Linked DNA regions of Homo sapiens: region 2 is linked to region 1. Evidence: chromatin contacts called from ENCODE Hi-C or POLR2A ChIA-PET data. All regions are on one chromosome and are shown on one strand. Each heading gives the region's core, a stretch centred on a gene start or an enhancer-like site at or near the end of the contact. The rest is flanking DNA. Distances are from core to core; before and after follow the strand shown. Region 1 overlaps OSBPL6 (oxysterol binding protein like 6). Region 2 holds the start of CHROMR (cholesterol induced regulator of metabolism RNA).

The links. A loop is a pair of places that touch in the nucleus more often than their neighbours do. ChIA-PET counts read pairs that join two places held with the same protein, here RNA polymerase II (POLR2A). Pooled maps may share reads with other maps.
Region 2: POLR2A ChIA-PET joins it to region 1 with 13 read pairs in MCF 10A. The contact joins the promoter of CHROMR here to the enhancer-like site in region 1. A Hi-C loop is called at or near these places in 1 of 168 maps with a recorded cell type or tissue (endothelial cell of hepatic sinusoid) and 2 of 50 pooled maps. POLR2A ChIA-PET finds 5 or more read pairs at or near these places in 3 of 52 experiments (K562, MCF 10A and activated CD4-positive, alpha-beta T cell).

What each region holds. Positions count from the first base shown.
Region 1 is chr2:178,360,024-178,365,547 of GRCh38, reverse strand. It overlaps OSBPL6 (oxysterol binding protein like 6), which reads right to left. Exons shown (of 25, transcript NM_032523.4): 13 at 3,733-3,866. Among named protein-coding and RNA genes, the nearest start is that of CHROMR, 51 kb to the left of the region's middle. RefSeq lists a silencer at 1,892-2,050. Within about 2 kb of position 2,092, at least 2 of the 41 ENCODE cell types and tissues checked have a DNase peak (open chromatin) inside an H3K27ac peak, as active enhancers do.
Region 2 is chr2:178,411,370-178,416,893 of GRCh38, reverse strand. CHROMR (cholesterol induced regulator of metabolism RNA) reads right to left here and starts at 3,235. Exons shown (of 5, transcript NR_110204.1): 1 at 2,781-3,235. RefSeq lists enhancers at 1,744-2,318, 2,106-2,365, 2,867-3,066, 2,896-3,471.

The DNA.
Region 1 (5,524 bases), core at 843-3,342:
CCTGCCACCACGCCCAGCTAATTTTTTGTATTTTTAGTAGAGAAGGGGTTTCACCATGTTGACCAGGCTGGTTGAAGTAACATTACTTTAGAAGAGCAATTCATTAGACTGTCCAGCCTTGCAAATTTTTGTTTGCTCAAGGCAGGTAACAATTTATGCTAAGCATGTTGTAAAAATGCTAATTTCAAGTATTTTATCTGCTATGTGCCTTCGAAAAGACGATAAAATTTGCTGAGTCTGATATATTTAAAGCCTTGTTGAAATGCAGCACTTTAATCATTAGACATACATCAAATAGGACTTATGTCAAATAAAACATAGGCTTTAAAAGTTTTAGACTACTTAAATAAGTTTTTTATTTATTTATTTTTGAGATGGAGTTTCACTCTCATTGCTCAGGCTGGAGTGCAATGGCATGATCTCAGCTCATTGCAACCTCCACCTCCTGGGTTCAAGTGATTCTCCTGCCTCAACCTCCCAAACAGCTGGGATTATAGGCGCCCGCCACCACGCCCAGCTAATTTTTGTATTTTCAGTAGAGATGGGGTTTCGCCTGTTGGCCAGGCTGGTCTCGAACTCCTGACCTCATGATCCACCCACCTCGGCCTCCCAAAGTGCTGGGATTATTTTGAGCCACCGCGCCCGGCCAGCCTGTCGTTTAAATGTTAATGTTCTCTACAGCAGCAGGAGCACCACTGACCATTTTATTCTGACTGCATTGCAACTCGTCAACATCTATAACTGCCCTGATATGCAGGGGCATCCATCTTCCTCTCTAGCCTAGACCTGTCTTCTGAGCTCTAGACATAAATATCTAATTGCCTGTAAAATGCCCCACAGACACCTCAATCTCCACAGAAATCCATCATCAAATACCTAAAGCAAACCAGCTCCTCTTGTAGTCCCACCTTGGGGACAATAACTTTCACATACCCAGTTATCCAAGCAAAAACCCTGGACTGTCTCGACTCTGTGTCCTTGTCCCTCTCTAACATTCCGCTGATCTCCAAGCCATGCTGATTCTCCCTCCTGGGTGTCTTTGAAATGTATTCCCTCCTTCCACCAATGCTGGCATGGCACTTCCTCAGTTTAGAAATATCTCAAATGTACAAGCTATTCTCAAATTATCTCAAATACCATAAGAATCTGTCCAACTAGCCTTGCCTCCCAATTCCACCTACCCTCCATACTGTACCAGAGTAATCTTTCTAATATGCAGAAATATGCTGTAATAGTTCTAATTTCTGGCATTATCATTTACCAGTTAAAATTGTTAACTGATAGGATAAATCCAAAACCCTCTGTGGAGTCCCTGATGAGCTGGTTCTTGCCTACTTAATCAGCTACTCTTAAGAGTAATTCTTCCTTCTTCATCTCCTACTTCTTCCACTATGAACTACCTGCCATTCTCCAGACACCTCTCCAACGGCCTAACCATGAATAACAATTTGTTAGAAAGGAAAGAACTGTCAGTAAACTTAAATACCTTAAGCAAAGGCTGCTGTGGTTTCCAAAAGGGAGTCCACACTTAGAGGTGACGGGAATAGATGGCCAGTGGGGGTGCGACTACGCCGAGGGGAAGGCATGGACACACACGGGGATGTGAACATCACCAAAATGCTGGGATGACACACAGCTGCAAGCACTGAATTATCTACTGGATAGGCTGTAACGGTCTATTTGAAACTTAATAGTTCCAAATTATTTTCACATCTTTTAAGGCTAAAATTGAGATTTTTTTGTAAAAATAAAAATAAAAAATCCAACAAAAATCTATTGAGGCTCTAACTTTAGATGCAAATAAATATGTGTTGACAAGAGAGGGAAATATGTTAACCCCAAGGAAGCACAGTTGATCAAATTTTGCTTTATTTTACTTTTATCATGTTAGCATCAGACCCTTCCTTGTGAGCGGCTGCTGTCTACTCAGGCCAGGTTCAAGGTCTGATTCCTCCAAGAAGCCTGATCTGTGGCTCTGCTCTCAACTCAGGGATCTGCCATTCCTCTGAGCAACCAGAGCCCGGGAAATGTGCACCACCATGTACTGCTCTGAATGTACTACGGTGTGCTCCATTTCACTGTTTCCTGCTCATCTCATGAATCAGATCACGAGCTTGCTGGGAACATGGCCAGGGCTACTTTAACCTTGGTGTTCTGTACCTTGCACAATACCTAGCATATAGTCACCCGAATGGAATACAATGAATAAGGGAATGAACAAATGAATAACTGTTGTAAAATTTCTCTTCATAATTATTTCTAATCTCACCTGAAGCCCGACCCGAGATCTTTATTTACCATTCTCTGTTTCACCTACAAGCAAATAAAAGCAAGCAAGCAGGCAAGCAAGAAACAAATGCATTTTCTTGTTTTTCTTAGTAAAGCTTGACTTCTAACTCTAAGCCTCCATCATTAAATACATCTGAAGGAATCATTGCAACACTTAGGGGGACAAGAATGTATTTTATATGTTTACAAGATGACATTTGAATGTTTACTTGACCAATATTTTGATCTTTCTGATTCACGATACTTTCAGAATAATGATTTGGAAGACCAATTAACGTCAACTGAGTGTTCGACCGATCCATGACATGAGAAGGGTCCAGGGAAAGCCATTAAAATGTTCTTCTAAATAAAGCCCTCTGAAGACTGGCAGAATCGTAGCGGATTTTCACGCTCATGCTCCTGAGACCCCTGGCTTTATACTGGAAGCAGCATATGCCCCTCAGCTGACAGTGTTTTATGGATAATGCAGAAAGTGTGGCCCATATAACAACATCCATGACATGAAACTTAACACTGAAAATACGCCGACAGTTCAGGGACGTAAAACACGGTGACACGGTGTAAGTCTACTTTTTAGGGACCGAGGGAAACTGTTCAAGCAGGATCTGCTCCACGCGGAGAACCACTTACCCAGGATTTGCTTGCTCCTTCACTCTGATCCAAGGCACCAGGAAGTGAATAATATTTTATATAGACACCGAGTTCTCACAAAATCACATAACGACATTGAATTCTTAAAGGAGTTAAGTCAGTGCATTTATAGACTAAAGAAAATACTTACTTCTAAGGAACTACTCAGTTGAAAAAAGCATAAGCACAGCTCTAAAGGATTTTTATCAGAAATTTCAACTTTGATATAGATACATAGGGATTTGATTAGTATTAATAAGATCAACTCTATAATATATATTGAAATATAAAAGTCTAGTTCAGGGAGCATAACTTAGGAAGAAAACCTCAAGAGTGCAAATCAGAAAAGAAAAAAATGAGTGATAGTAATCAGTAATTTTAAACAGATTAAGATGTAAGTGGGAAAAATATTAAGTGTGGAAGATCTAGTACATTTTTAAAAAATATTCACTATTGGACTGAATATATCCTGGAACACATTTCAGATGTATAGGTCAAATAAATGCATAATTCTTTTTTTAAAATGAGGGGCTACCTTATAAATGACCTTAGAGAAGCATTAAGTGTTCAATTGGCCAAAATTACCATTATACGCTTACAAGCAAGTTTGGTTTATTTTCACTCTTACCTTGAAATTTTGGGGAAGAAAAGTAGTAAAATCTAATACTGACACTGCAGTCTTTTGGGGGAAATTCTGCAAACTGTACTATCCCCATGACTAGCCACCTCCCTGCCAGCCCCCCATCTTTTGATCTTTCATCTTACAGGGTTGGGAGTGTGTCATGTACATGCAAACACACACTCTTTGCCTACCTGAGACAGTGACTGTCGGAGCCGTGCCATCTGCGTGCTGTGGCCTTTACTGTGATCCTGCTCGGAAACCATCTGCTTCAGCTTCTCCTTCTCTATAGCTATGCTATTAAATGCAGACTTCAAAAGAGAATGCACTGGGTGGGGAGAAAAGTGAGAAAAAACTGTCAGATATGTGCAGAAAGAATACACAACATTATAAATTTCTCCAGACTTTCACTCACAAATAGGCATTTTTTGGAAAGGCTATGTAATAGTCTAATTAAAAATCAGCCTTCAAAAGGAATCTTTATCAGGATATCTATACTCCACACAAATATTACAATGGCAATTGATCAGAGTGAAAAATTTGTTTTTTATACCAGACAGGCCAACAAAAATCTGGAAGTAGCATGTAAAATATCAAGATCAATGCAAAGTATCAATATTTAGAAATTAACTTATAATCCCTAGAAAGAATAGGGAACAAGTTTACTTGCCATATTTGATTATCATATTTGAGCAGTTCTGTGTAGCATAAAGTCTCACATAAATAATTTAGAACTATCCAAAAATATTCTCCAAAAGCATGCACCCAAAAAGAGCATTTTATGCATTCTGCCAACATAAAACAGGTGGCTGATCAAGAAGTTTTGACTGGTTCTCTTGGAGGTAGGAAATGATATGCCTTTAAGAACAGCACTTGCGTTGCTTTCTCAGACAGGAATATCTTGTTGTTAAAGTGCTTTGATTTAAAAGCAACAATAAAAACAACACCCCCTCCCCATTTCCTACATACCTAACAAATTAGCATTGGTAAAATCTGAGGCAGTCTTCAATCGTGAACTACAGAAAGGGTGACTTTCCAACATCTATTTTTATAATAACAGAGTTTCTATAATATGCAAAGTATTCTAAAATAGGTATTTCCTTATTTGAGAAAGGTATTTATAAAAGTGGAAATTTTTAGCATAAAATAGAGTGGCTGAATTACAGGGGGAAAATGGCAGGATCACAAGGGATTCACGATCTATTGATTTATGTGCTACATTCTGTCATCATCAATTTAAAGGTAATAACTTGATAGCTGGATTACATTAATCCTGCTGGTAGCTCTAAAAGCAAGCTCTTCATCCATTTTAAAATAACGCTTCCAAAAAAGTTCATGCAATAGTCATAGAAAAGTTCTTTTGTTTCTTTGCCTAGCATAGAGAATTTGTGTGTCTGTTGAAAATATGTAGTTTCAATGGAGGCTTAAAAATTTTTTTTATTGTGTATGTATTTAAGGTATATAGTATGATGTTATAAGATACATATAAGTAGTAAAATGGTTAGCTTTAAAAAATTTATTGTGTATATATTTAATGTATACAACATGATGTCATAAGATACATATATGTAATAAAACGGTTACTGTGGTGGAACAAATTAACATATCCATCGTCTTATCCATTTCCCGCCCCCCCACCGCGCTGTGGCAAGAACAGCTATAATCTACTAATTTAGCAAAAGTCCTGAATATAACACACTATTATTAACTATAATCTTCACAATGTAGATTAGATCTTTCTACTTGTTCATCCTACACATTTGCTACTTTGTGTCCTTTGACCTACATCTCCCCTCCACTGCCATCCTGGTAGTCACTGTTTTATTCTCTCTCTATATATACTTGACTTAAAAGAAACAAAAAGTTTCCATATATAAGTGAGATCATGCAATACTATTTTCTGGGACTGGCTTCTTTTTTTTTTTGAGACAGAGTCTCACTTTGTCACCCAGGATGGAGTGCAGCGGCACAAGCCACTCATTACAA
Region 2 (5,524 bases), core at 1,986-4,485, 50 kb before region 1:
GTAGTGGTATGACCATTACTTAACTATACATGGATGTGACTACAAACCACATACATATATCCCATTAAACCCAAACTCAATGTAGTCTCAACTCAATTTATCCCTTGGCCAAATCCCAGAAATGCCCGTGATCACTCCAAAACTTTAAAGTCGGGGGTTGTGCCTAGCCAGAGCAAGGAAGAGTATTGGGATGGGAGACAAGAGGGAAGTCAGAGTGGGAAGAGACAGCAGGTCTAACTGTCAAGGGCCGAGCTTAGTTCCAGAGAGTTGAGGTGCCAGAAGTCAGAAAAGCAGTGAAGACAATAAGCCAATATGAAAGGAAGGGTCAAGGCTTTAATCCCATGCTGTGATAGAATGGCACCAATCCAGGGTCAGGTGGATCAGCACAGCTTTGCTGAGAGAACCCTTGAACAAAAGGCTCCTGCAGTTTTATGGACCCAGGGCCTGGGATGAGGAGAAGGTGAAGGACTTAGAGTGGAAAAGTACTCAGTACTGAGTCCGAGTGGGGAAAAGTGTCTTCAAGCTTCCTCCTGTCCTCCAATAAGGAGATGTCTGCAGGAGTCCCTGAGGAAGCTCTCCCTCTACATAGAGACCTCCAAATGGACCCCATAATGACTTGGTCACTCTGAGTCATTGTTCTCTGGCATCCTTAATTCCAATATTCTTCACATCACATGAACTCTTTGAGCCTCAGTTTCCTTACCAGTAAAATGGGGATAAACTGCTCTACCTTCCTCTCAGGTTAGAAAGATGAAATGAGATAATAAATGTGCAAATGCTTTGAAAACCTTGAAGATGCACAAATGTAAGCCATTTTCTCCTTAAAAAGTTATGAAATTGAGGTGGCCAACTCTAATATAAAATTCCCTCTGTAACATTTCAACTTAACAGGCTTTAAGGGATCAGCTAAGTAAAAAGCAAATGTTTTACCCAAGCACAGGATTCCAAGGTTATTTATGGCATTCTCTGAATCTCTGTAGTACTTCCTATTGTTACAATCTGTCCTGCATTGTCTGATGATGGCCTTTTATCTTAAATGAGGCTGAGACTTTTTGTTACTATTACATCGGCACTGTCTGAAAAAATATAATGCAAACCATATACATAATTTAAACATTTCTAGTAGCCACACTCTTTGAGAAAAGAAACTGATTGAATTATATTCTATTTAACCTAATATGTCAAAAACATTATCATTTTAACATGTAATAAATATAAAAATTATTAAGATATTTTACATTCTTTTTTACATACTATGTCTCTGAAATCCAGCCTATATTTTATATTTTACATTTACAGTACATGTCTTTTTTTCCTTTTTTTCTTGGAGACAGAGTCTTGCACTGTTGCCTAGACTGGAGTGCAGTGGTGCGATCTCAGCTCACTGCAACCTCTGCCTCCTGGGTTCAAGCAATTCTCCCATCTCAGCCACCCACGCTCAGCTAATTTTTGTATTTTTAGTAGAGACAGGGTTTTGCCATGTTGGCCAGGCTGGTCTCAAACTCCTGGCCTTAAGTGATCCGCCCACCTTGGCCTGGCCTAGCTGTCACTGACTTTGTAAGGAGTTTCTGCAAATGCTTCTTCAGACTTTTCCCACGTTTTTTAAAACCCCTATTTATATTACTACTTAATGGCAATTTCTTCCACGGTCACAGAGAACACAAAGACCTTTGATTTGCTCTTTCCACCACAGAATATCACTCTAGGAAAGCATTCCATCATAATGTATATAAGGTGCCTAAACTGTGCTATAATCTTAAGCATTACAGGGACTCAGAATGAGGTCGTTAAAGCAGTGTTTTCCAAAGCGTGTTCCGCTGACCTAATCCCATACTCAGCGTATGCAACTTGATATTTTAATTTGTACCCTAGTGATCTAGTCTTATGCCTTCTGGGTACATATTGCATCATATCTTTAAACACATCCAGCTTCTAGAATGGTGCTGTACACGCAGGAGGTCGTTGAGCTTCACCTTCCTGCTAATGACAAAATCAGCAATTGCCTTTAACCACAGGAACTTCAGCCCGTTGGTCACTAGGGGGAGACACACACGTGGTGGGCCTCTCCAGGCTCCTCAAATCCCGCCAGAGTCGCCACTGTGTAGTCTGCCCAGAGAAACCACACCCAGTCTTAGGAAGAGGAAACTGACTGCCATCCATTTCACGCTACTGTGGCCGGCGAGCTCAGAGTGGAATCATTTGCAAGGCAGCTCCTCCAAGAATAACCAAGCCGAGATCTAGCTGATCAACGATTGAATTTAGAGTAAAACTTGACAGAATAAAACTCCCTTCGGTTTGTCCGTACTACCTGGGTTTGCAGAAATGCTTTTCCTTAGCATTTAATTTTGGGACCTGTAAATATAACTGCTTTTTAGATGCATTCCATAATCCTCAATTAACTTACTGCAGTAAAAAGATAATTAGGTTAATATAAACTGCTCCAAGGGGTTTCTGATCAGACTGAATTTTATTTCATTTGAAATAAGGTCGTTGTTTAATCTTGCAAGTTAAATAATCTTGATTTTACGCTGAATAGGGGCCTGAGATAGATGAAAGAAAATTTCCTTTTCATACATGTGAGAAATAAACTGTTTCTTACACTCATATTCACAAGTGTGACCGTTAGTCCAAGTTGAGGCAATTAACATATTTAGGAAGAAAAAAACTTCCTCACAGAAGGATTGGCATTGGCCCTTCTGAACAGTATTGCAAAGTCTGAAGGAAAAACCCTATTGACACCACTTTCTAGCCAAATGCTATAGGACGATATCAATACTTACTGTACTGAGTGGGCATTTATTTAGTTATTTCACAGTGAAGATATCTTTTCTGGAAAATTCCTCATAAGAAAACTGAAATTCAAGCTCCTGCTCGTTCTTCAGCCACCGCTACTCGTTCCTGCTTTTTGTGCCCATAGGTTCTTCTGCCCAAAACAAAAGCTGTTAAATCACCGCGGCGGCGCTGACGTCAGGGAGCAGGGCCGCGAGGCCCCACCAGGTCGCCAATGAAGCCTCCCCTCGGCTCTGCCGGGGGCTTTGCGGGGCGCATAGAGGCTCCCAGGCGGATAGAGGCTCCCAGGCGGAGGAGTCCGGGAACCCCTAAAGACCCTTTAGGAAGCAAGGTCCGGAAAACCAAGCACGAGCAAGAGGCCCCGGGCGGCTGTATCCCTGCCCGGCGAATTCAGAGGGAGCGGGCGCCGCGGCCACCCAAGAGCAACGAAGACGGCGGCGCGGAGGAGAGGATGGGGAGGGGTGTGGGCCGCCCAGAGGCGCGGAAGCTGGGAGCACCGCGCGGCTTAGGAACTAAAATAAATGCTTGTCTGAATCTGCCCCGGGTGGGGGATGAAGGAACAAGGGCTTGGGAGGAGACCGATACATTTTAGAAATTGCCGGTGGGGGAGCCAGGGGCGGTGGCTCACGCCTGTAATCCCAGCACTTTGGGAGGCGTAAGGCGGGCTGATCACCTGAGGTCGGTAGTTCGAGAGAGACCATCCTGACCAATATGGAGAAAGAAACCCCATCTCCACTAAAAATACAAAATTAGCCGGGTGTGGTGGTGCATGCCTGTAATCCCAGCTACTAGGGAGGCTGAGACAGGAGAATCGCTTGAACCCGGGAGGCGGAGGTTGTAGTGAGCCAAGATCATGTCACTGGATGTTATTTGTTAATTTTTTGATGTACACTGCAAGATCACACAAGAAATGAAGCTATTAAGCCCAGGTATTGGGCCTTTTATAGGGGTGTTTTTTCATGGTGAATGGGTAAATATGTCTCTACTTTGTGTGCTTATTAAACAACCCTGACTATGTGGTCTTGAAAGGAGAGATCCTGCCTTAGTTTCGCCTCTCATTAGCCTTATGTGAGAGCTTTTTTTCAGAGACAGGCAACCAGGAATATTTATTCCAGAAGCAGTCATTGCAGTGGAGAATTTGGGGTTTGAATCATAGAAGACAGAACTAGATAAAATCCTAGATGTTACCTCCAATCCCTTCATTTAAAAATTTGAGGTCACCCAGGCCAGGTGCAGTGTCTCACGCCTGTAATCTCAGCACTTTGGGAAGCAGAGGCAGGTGGATCACCTGAGGTTAGGAGTTCGAGACCAGCCTGGCCAACATGATGAAACCCCGTCTCTAATAAAAATACAAAAACTAGCTGGGTGTGATGGTGCACACATGTAATCCCAGCTACTAGGGAGGCTGAGGCAGGAGAATTGCTTGAACCCGGGAGGCGGGGATTGCAGTGAGCCCAGATGGCGCCACTGCACTCCAGCCTGGGCGACAGCGCGAGACTCTGTCTCAAAAAAAAAAAAACAACAACAAAATTGAGGTTACCCAAATTAAGAGAATTGGTAGTTAAGACAGACCAAGATTAATAACTTTTAGACATTTGTAGACCCTAGTTATTGGGGGTGCTAGACTCTTAACACTTTTCCAAGAAAAGGGGTAAATCTTGTGTTTCTTAATTCGGAAGGAAAAAAAAAATCTACCACTTGCAATTTGGCATGGGCCAGAGGCAATATTATCAGTTATATGCCTCTACGGTGTGATATTGAGTGATATACATGGAGAGAATATGGGCTACATTTTATGGTTTACTGTTTTGGGGAAATGAGGCCTTTGACATGCAGGGTAATTATTGCTGGGGACTCTGCTCAATAGGAGGCCATCACCTGGGCCCCATGCCAAAGGGAAAGCTTGTAAATTCCACTTCCCTGGAAGGCTGATAACGTGTAATAATCATGACATGGATTACTTGGTCCTGTTGGGTCCCAGCTTGTGAGATTCTTTCTGATCAAAGTTACCATCATGGGCAAACTGTGGTTAAATAGGCTTTAATCTCTGTGTTCATAAAGTTCTATTATCCTGGTCCAAGAGATTGGCAGTCTATAACTTCCTTTTTTTTTTTTTTAACACAAACATGAAATTAACACTTTTTGCTCTAAACTAATTAAAGATTCACGGGAAGTTGCAAAGGTAGTATGGAGATGTCCCTGTACCTTTCACCAAGTCCTTCAGTGGTTACATCTTACATAAATATAGTGCAATATCAAAACAAGGAAATTAACAATGGTACAACATGGATATAGATGTCATTTTTTTATTTAAAAATTTTACTTGTGGTAAAGTACACATAACATAAAATTTACCATCCTAGGCTGGGCATGGTGGCTCATGCCTGTAATCCCAGCAATTTAGGAGGCCAAGGTGGGGGCAGATCATGAGGTCAGGAGTTCGAGACCAGCCTGACCAACATGGTGAAACCCCATCTCTACTAAAAATACAAAAATTAGCTGGGCATGGTGGTGCTCACCTATAGTCCCAGCTACTCAGGAGGCTGAGGCAGGAGAATGGCTAGAACCCGGGAGGCGGAGGTTGCAGTGAGCTGATATTACTCCGTTGCACTCCAGCCTGGGCGACAGAGTGAGACTCCATCTCGAAAAAAAAAAAAAAAAATACCATCCTATTTTTAGGTGCACAGTTCAGTAGTGTCAAGTACATTCACTTTGTTGTGCACCCAATCTCCAG